2 separate regions of the Homo sapiens genome follow, and region 1 is linked to region 2. A link is an interaction called in ENCODE POLR2A ChIA-PET data of the cell type or tissue named here. Cell type or tissue: PC-9. All regions are shown on one strand. Each heading gives the region's core, and the rest is flanking DNA. Links, peaks and the distances in the headings are about the cores only. Region 1 overlaps MBNL3 (muscleblind like splicing regulator 3). Region 2 has its middle 22 kb from the start of OR13H1.

Region 1 (4,405 bases), core at 190-4,189, 800 kb before region 2:
ATGATAGCAACTTATCAGGCCTGTTTCCTCTGATAGATCTGGACTTTTCCCCTTAAGTGCTTTCCTGTTGGGCTTCTCAGACTATGGAGAACTGCTCATAGTTGAGATCTAAGAGACAAATTACCCTATGGTGTTCAAGAATGGCCGTATTTAGTATACTGCCTGTCCTGGAAGTGTTCACATTTAAAAAGGCATGACTTTCCAATGGGCAAATATCAGACACCTACATGCATAGATAAGGGAAATATGTTTTACTTAAGCAAACTTCTAGGCATTGAATCTCAGTGTTTAGGTGCAGAGATGGAATTCCTATAAGCAATGCAGTCATTCACCACATCAGGAAGGCCAAAAAATGAACACTCTCGTAATTTTGTTATTATCTGGAAAGTTCTGATATGATAATGAACCTAAAATACTGAATAGATAGTGAACATCCTAAAATTCCACTGACCAGAATCCATTCCCATGGTCATCATCTGTAGAGGGCATGATACAATGACAGGCCTGAGGTATGATTATAATTCTGGAGTAATTTAAAGCCTATATTTGTTAAACTTTAACAGATGGACACACATTCTCTGATTTTCTACTTGGCTCTTTCCTGTACTAGAAATGCGCATTTAACTAAACCTTCCCAGCTTTTCTGTTCAGTGCCTGACTTACACTACTCCCTTAGGCAGGAGGACAGTGGGTGTCTGGGGAATAAAAGCCAAGAGCTCCAAACAGAGGATTTTGGATACAAAGGGCAGCCACCAGGAAATAGCTTTGTGAGAGGGACAGACTATCTGATTCCCATTTGTACAAACATGTCCAAAGCAAAAGCACAGCATTCTAAAGTGGATGCAGAAATTAGTATACAATGGCAGTTCTGGCCAGTGCAGCCCAGCATTTTTCTGTTGTGCATGGAAAGAACACAGTGAAAAGGCAGGCAGGGCATCCGGTGCAAAGTGCAACAGACATAGACACACAAATCCAGTTTTCCTGATGAGAGAGGGAGCTATCTCTTCATAAGTGATGCAATGCAATGCAGGCATGTACAAGTACAAGGAAAGATTTATTTTTAAAAAATCATAGTGTAACTGGATGAATACCAGCAACAGCACCTGCTAAAGCAAACAGCCTGTTCATTAAAAACTGGACTTGAGGGAATGGAGAAAGAATCTGAGGAGCCTGCAGTCAGCATGCTTGCAGAGACCTTATGGCTACAGAAGACGATGATTAACCCATAGAGGTTCAATGTAGTTTTCAAGAAGAGGGTGGGAAAGCATAAGATGGGGACTAAGACTTTGCCTTTAACCTTCATGACATGAAGAATTGAATGACTCTTTGTTGGAAAAAATGGCAGTTATGAGATAATTGGATCCATGTTAATTATATATATTTCTGTATATATAGTAAGTGGTTATTGATGTGCCTTTGTTAACCATTTCACTATTTAATAAATGTGTGTGTAGTTTATTCAAAGTGTTTCAGTCCTTCTCAATTTCTATGAAAAAAGTCCCAAGTTAAATCCACTTACGGGTAGTTATACTAGGAAAACTTGCACCCATAAGAATCCCTGCAAACAGTGGTCATAATTTGGGGCTCACAGAAAGGGCTGCCAATGAAAGTCAAGCGGTATTTGTTCTAACAATCACACCCCATTTTCACAATTCATATACAAAACCTCAGTGATAAGCAAGTGTTTACCATAAACTGAACTACAAGCCAGCGGTAGAGAACACTCTAATAAGCAACTCCTTTCTTCTGATGGACACCATCAGAAATACTAAAGAAGCCTGGAATCTCAGTGTCATTGGGATGAAATTCTGGATCCAGAGGAACACCCAAACCACTCAGGAACAATATCCAAGGAGTGTCAGGCATCCCAACATGTTGTCCTCTACTCTCCACATTCTGGAGAAATGTTCCTATGGGGGAAAAAAATACAGCTCTAGATATTGTTAGGGTGGCTTAGGGAAAAGTCAGTCCAAGAATAACTTTTTTAGTAATAACAGACTAAAAAATAATTGGAAAATTATGATTATGAATGTATTCAGTGCTGCGCCATTTGACCCTTCTCCTTTCTGCTCCATCCTCCACATTACTGCCAGAGTCATTTTCCTAAAGTCAGATGGTGGATTATTTCGATTCCTGATTAAAATCTTTACAGCTCCTCAATATCTATGGAATAGTCTACACTCTGACATAGCACTCTTTCGTGCTCTGCCCTTGGGCGTGCCCTTCACCTTTCCCCTCTGCCTTCTGTAATGTGTTATAAAAGCAAGCCAAAGGTGAACAGTGGTTCAAACAGTAAAAACAGATTTTATTCAGGACTATTGCCATATGGGAAAAGAGATTTCAGTATTGAACAGGGTTCAATTCTAAATACAACAAGGAAAACTGGGAATTTATAGCCAAGGAGCAGGGTAGGGGACAGTGGATGGAAGATTACTAAGAGGAAACATCAGAGATAAGGGGCAGGGTGGGGTGGGGGGTGGATTCTGGCTAACCTGACCTAACAGGATTCTTGCTGAAGACAGGTCAGGGTGAAAAGACATCAACTGGGAGTTGGTAGAGGATGAGAAACCTGATCAGATATCAAGGGTGGGCTTCTGGCTAAACCAACTTGGCAAGATTCTTGCTAAAATTGAGCAATGCAAAGACAAACATGGAAGTGTAAACATTGAGGCCAAGTTGGGAAGAGGACTCAGAGGAATCTGACTAAAGTTTAATCAAGGAAAAACTTCATCACTGTACATTCCAGGCAAGTTAAAGCACTGTTGGGGAAATGTAATAAAACAAGAGATCTTCTCCCAATCCAGAAATCTTCTCCAGAAAGATAGTAAAGAAAGAAAACACTCTTATTATTGAACAAACATTAAACCAGAATGTGATGTACATCACAGGTAACTTGCTAAGAGAATGCAAAGACAGAAAGGAATCTCACCCCCTAATATAGCCAAGCAGATACAACCCATTACATGTATGTTCCCAATATAAGTAATGACTAGTCCTTGAGCAAGAGGATTTGAGAGCACCTTTTGTCACACAAAATTTTGTCCTAACTTTATGGTGATAATTGGAGAAGTCACTTGTGTTGGCTTTATCTGAAGAAGAAACAAATTTTCTCATCTATTTTAAGCAGGAGGTAGTTTTGCAAACTGGAGCAAGGCCCATGAAAGTTAGGCTCTTACCCTCCTATGGGAACTAGGGGACAGGGTTGCTACCTCCCTTGATGTTTGCATTTCAAAAAGATAGCTCCTAGGAGTTGTAAGACTGGAAGAAAGGCTTACTTATTTAGCTATTAAAAATATTTGCATAAAAAAGACTTGCAAAGGACAGAGAAAGAAATTTTAAAAGAAAACGGAAGGGGGTAGTGTAGAAAGAAGACTCTTCCCTTATGTTCAACAGGGAAAATTAAGCTTCTTATTTTTAACTTGTATCTGCCTTACACCACTCTCTGTTTCCCAGATACACACCATAGGTTCCCATGTCTGCCTTTTCGTCTCAACTTGGAACATCTTTTCTTCTTCTTCTTCCTCTTCTCTGCAAACCCATCCTATGTTGACATGGTTTGGCTGCGTCCCTATCCAAATCTCATCTTGAATTGTAGCTCCCATAATCCCCACATGTCCTGGGAGGGACCCAGTGGGAAGTAATTGAATCACTGGGGGTGGGTTTTTCCTGTGCTGTTCTTGTGACAGTGAATAAATCTCACGCGATCTGATGGTTTTATAAAGAGCACTTCCCCTGCACATGTCTCTTGCTTGCTGCCATGTAAGATGTACTTTGCTCCTTCTCCACCATCTGTCATGATTGTGAGACCTCCCCAGCCATGGGGAACTGTGAGTCCTTTAAACCTCTTTCTTTTATAAATTACCCTGTCTCAGGTATGTCTTTATTAGCAGCATGAGGATGGACTAGTACATATGTATGTATCAACTAGCACTCCCTTGAGGTCTTCTCTGGCCTCACCTGCTACACTGAGATGCAGCTAATATTTTTTTAGTGCTTACCAGGTGATCTCAAAGCTCAATTCCCACATCCTCTATAGCGCTTCTAACGTTGTCTCTGTGCCTCCTTCATTAAATCTGGCTTCTCAAGAGCAAGAACCATGTCTCTTTGATTTTAGTATCCTTTATGATACTTGGAACAGTAGCCATACAGTACAAATGCAATAAAAACTTGGGGGAGAAGGCCGGGCGCAGTGGCTCATGCCTGTGGTCCCAGCACTTTGGGAGGCCAAGGCAGGCGGATCACGAGGTCAGGAGATCGAGACCTTCCTGGCTAACACGGTAAAACCCCATCTCTACTAAAAATACACAAAATTAGCCGGGCGTGGTGGCGGGCACCTGTGGTCCCAGCTACTCAGGAGGCTGAGGCAGGAGAATAGTGTGACCCTGGGAGGCAGAGCTTGCAGTGA
Region 2 (4,405 bases), core at 220-4,219:
ATGGATGACATACCACCTACCCACCCCCTTGCTCACATAACTTACACTTATTTGTCTTCTTCCTGTTCCTTAAACATGCTCAGTTCTTCCTTTCTTTCAGGCCTTTACATTTTTTTCCCCCTTCATTCTAGTATACTCATCTCCTCACTCTTCAATATTTGTACTAAGCATTTAATGTGAATCCTTCAGTCTCAGTTTAAATATAATTTCTTTTGAGAGCTCTTACCTGAAAATTCTATCATAAGGAAGTCTCACTCATTGCTCTTTGCTCCAGCTTTCTGTTTGTTTCCTTCAGAGTACTTCTTATGCTCTCAAATTGTTTTGCTTATAAATGTGATAGCCTGCTTAATGTCTGTATTTTAAAACATTTAGTCCCTACTAACAAATAGCAAGAAATTTGTCTTTTTTTCCTGTAGATCCCCAGTGCTAGCAAATCACCTAACACATAGAATATATTCAATAAATATTGGTTGAATAAGTGAAGTAAGGTGCAAAAAGAGGCAAAGTGTGAAACATCCTTCAACACTTACATCCTGACACACACACATGCCTGTATATGCTCTCTATAATTCCCTGTATGAGCTTTAGTCAAGAAAAGTGTGATAACCTTGCTACACATAGAATAAATTAAGCCTTTCAATATAAGGGCATCTCTGGTACTAGAGTTATATAATACTAATGATGATGATAAGAACAGCCATTATGGAAAACAGTATAAAGATTCCTTACAAAACTAGAAATGGAATTACTGTATGAGCCAGCAATCTCACTTCTGGGTATATACCCGAAGAGAATGAAATCACCACCTCATAAAGATATCCACACTCCCATGTTTTCTTGAAGCAATATTCATAACAGCCAAAGTATGGAATCAACCTAAGTGGCCATCAAAATATGAATAGATAAATAAAATGTGTCATAGATACACAATGGAATACTATTTAGCCATAAAAAGAACAAAATTCTGTAATTCACAACAACATGGATGAGTTTAGAGGTCATTATGCAAAATGGAAAAAGCCAGGCACGGAAGAATAAATACCACATGTCCTCACTCACATGTGGATGCAAAAAAGTTGATCTCATACGAGTAGACACTAGAATTGTGGTTACTAGAGATGGGGAAAGGTTTGAGGAAGAGAGGATAGCCAAAGTTTGGTCAACAGGTACAAAGGTACAGCTAGATAAGAGGAATAAGTTCTAGTGTTCTGTAGCACTAAAGAGGGACTGAAATCAACAATATTTATTGTATATTTTCAAATAGCTAGAAGAACAGATTTTGAATGTTTCCAACACAAAGAAATGATAAATGTTTGAAGTGATGAATATGTAAATTAACCTTATTTGATTATCACATACTCACTGTATCCCATAAATATATACAATTATTATGTCAATTAAAAATAATAAAAATGGGAATAGTAAAAGTAATAAAGTATTTTAAGGTGCTTACTATTTGCCAAGTACTGTACTAAGTGTTTTACACTGTTTATCTTATGCTCATAAGCAGCACTATGAAGTAGAGGTTATTATATTCTATACTACATAGCTGATAATGAGGGTTTCAGAGGGGTTAAAATATATTGCCCAAGTTCAGGTCTTTCTGACAATAAAGCTTGTGTGTATATGTCCATGTATATATGTGGACAAGCAGATATGGGCATACAGGGCCATGACTCAAATGCATTAGTGAAAAACTTTATTTGATGATTATTTTAATTGAGCCAACGACAACAAAAAATTGCAGGAACAAATGAGCACTTTTCTATGTACTCCTTTCTACGTGATGAAAATGGTAGATTGACTAGTTCTGCTTTCATGACTTGTTAAAACCAAAGGACCATTCTGTAGGTAATTAATTTTATTTTCTTACTACTTAGTACTGACATTGTTGACAAATTCACTAAAAGTTCAATGATTTCTTCTTAATTTTTTTCAAATTTTAAAATTTATTTCTGTGAAATACTTCCTGGAAAAGTTGTGGTTATGGTGCTCAAGTGCATTTTGTTTGCTCTGCTGCTGCCAGTACACAGCACGAAGCTCTTTTCTCAGCGATGTTGATTTTTTAAGGGGTCAGTTCAACCTTCTAAGATGTTGTTTTGTGATTTTGGCACACCTTATGAGGAGATGGTGTGCAGAGACGCAGAGTTGTCCATTATCAGCTACGAGTCATAACTGCTGTTTGGCAGAGATAAGAAATTTAAACAAATTTCCCAAGGCTTAGGGTAGTTCTAAAGTATTGCTTATTTATTATGACTCAGACTTGTTTATTTTGTAATACAAGGAAGATTTGGAGAAGGCAAATTTCACAGCAAACTTTTAATATAAAGGCACCTAACACATTCAACTATAACTGAACAGTTGTTCTTATAATTTCTTACATTTTCTACTCATCCAGAGTCTTGACTTCATGTTAGAAAGCTTCCTGTAGCTTGTTCTCCACTTCCAGATGTAACACATTTCTCTAGAGAGAGTCTTGTCTAACTTCTCCTTGAGGTAATCAAAAGGAAAGAAATTAGTTTACCTGTCTAATTTTCTCTCACAGCTAAAAAGGTCCCTGCCTCTCCCCGATAAATTTCTCTCTGTCAGCACAAGGCACATCTCATTTCTTGTTCCTCTCTACCTCCTCTTAGTTCCTAATGAAAATGATCAAACTCTAATAAGTATTAGGCTTGCAGTTTTCCTCCCTTTTTCCCCCTTACATCTGAGAAATCATATTTGTTTCCATCCTCTAGTGTTTGACTTCATCTGCTCACTGTGTCTTCTTGTTAGTTAATAGTACCTTCCTTCTAGTTTCAGGGTTGCGTTAGGTTAGATGAGAAGGATTAGAAAACATCAGAAATTAAACTTACATGAGAATTTTTTCAGGATTAAATTGATAATGTTACGACAAAATTTGTATAGCACCATAGATTTCTTTTCCAAAGAGTTCTTTATTGGGGTTCCCATGCTTTTCTCATTTTTGTTTGCACTTACAATAGTCTTCAGTCAGCTTCTGTTGTTGATGGATAAAGTATTAATTCCAGGAGTGCTTACCAGAGTGAAATAGAATAGATCCAACTTTGGGTGTACCTGCCAGGATGTATCCAGAAGCAATGGTGGAGTCAATTAGATTGAAACAAGTTTGGAAGCTTTTATTAGTCATACGTTACTGAGTTTAGTATTTTCTTTTTTCCAGAGTTGGGCTGACTCACTGACATTTTGACCCAACCTCAAAGATAATAAGATAATAAACACAAATTTTCAGTCTGTCATATTGTCATGGAATATTTTTAAATGATACAGTCATTATTGGTATAGACATAGGCAAATGACCACTCATACAATGGGTGTGGATTTTAAAGGGCAAATTGACAGGTATTTTTTTGGTTGATACATATTCAATGTCCACCATATGCTAGACATTGTGATAGAAATGTGACTTGTATTATCACATTTAATTTTCAAAACCACTTTTGTGAGGTAGGCACTCTTATAATCCCCATTTTATAGATGAGAAAACTGAGGTGTAAATATGGAAAGTGATGAGCTGAATCTGAAATAATTGTGCATAGCAGACTTAAATACATGCATATCTGAACCCCAAACTGATGCAAGCCTCATTGAGTGTTGGAATTATAGGTGATTTTTAAATTTATTCTCTACCGTTTTATCTACTTTTAAATAATTAACATTATAATTTAAAAATACTGTATATATTTGCTTTTTAAAAGACATTCCTCCTGAGTTAAATTTGCTGTGTTTGTAAGGTCAACACCTTTAGATCACCTTTGGAAGTTGGAAGGAATAGTGCACACTCATAGAGAAAATATAGCCCTATCTACTGATCAAGACATGTAATTGCATTTTCCATAATGTCTATCAGTTCTAGTTCTCAGTAGGTTCACAGTCTTGAAGGCCTCCTTGCTTTAGCAGAGGACCTTCTATGCAGACACTTATGTAGTAGTTAAGTAATTTTTTTCTCTCTACTCACCTCCATCACTTCAAAGTGTGGGTTATGACACATTTTACACCAAAAACATTGAGATAAGAATTGTCGATTTTGCAACTTTGCTCTTTTTCACCTAAAAAAGGGAATCTCAGCATATTATTATTATATTATAATAGAATATTTCCAATTTAGTAAAATAAAATCAAACTGCTCAGGATTACAATGTACTAATTATTATTTTATTTTAAAACTCTCCTTCAAGGCTGCCCTGTGTACTACTTAAATGGTGGTACTATAAAAGTTTAACATTTTTTTTCTCAGTGGAAAGATTTTACATGCCTGTTGGAAATAGAGAAAACACTTTAATTATCTTATAAAATGTTGTTTAGTATTTCTACCTTGTTATTTTTACAAGTCAATATCAAACTGTTGGTTAGATGAGCCTCCATGCGATATTCACATTCTTTTAGGACT

Evidence for each region. ChIA-PET counts read pairs that join two places held together with the same protein. Peaks named below come from ENCODE experiments on the same cell type or tissue, not always from the same donor. Only the 100,000 strongest peaks of a DNase experiment are listed, where the experiment ranks them.
Region 1: POLR2A ChIA-PET joins it to region 2 with 6 read pairs; 1 of 35 experiments calls an interaction of 5 or more read pairs at or near these places.

What each region holds. Positions count from the first base shown.
Region 1 is chrX:132,366,373-132,370,777 of GRCh38, reverse strand. It overlaps MBNL3 (muscleblind like splicing regulator 3), which reads left to right. Exons shown (of 9, transcript NM_001386889.1): 9 at 1-1,458. The region is part of intron 2 of RAP2C-AS1 (RAP2C antisense RNA 1); the gene reads right to left. Among named protein-coding and RNA genes, the nearest start is that of MBNL3, 120 kb to the left of the region's middle. In PC-9, for the core only: no CTCF peak of the experiment used is centred there; a DNase peak (open chromatin) is centred at 2,637; H3K27ac peaks cover 848 bases.
Region 2 is chrX:131,563,842-131,568,246 of GRCh38, reverse strand. No RefSeq gene overlaps it. Among named protein-coding and RNA genes, the nearest start is that of OR13H1, 22 kb to the right of the region's middle. In PC-9, for the core only: no CTCF peak of the experiment used is centred there; DNase peaks (open chromatin) are centred at 2,176 and 3,216; H3K27ac peaks cover 1,830 bases.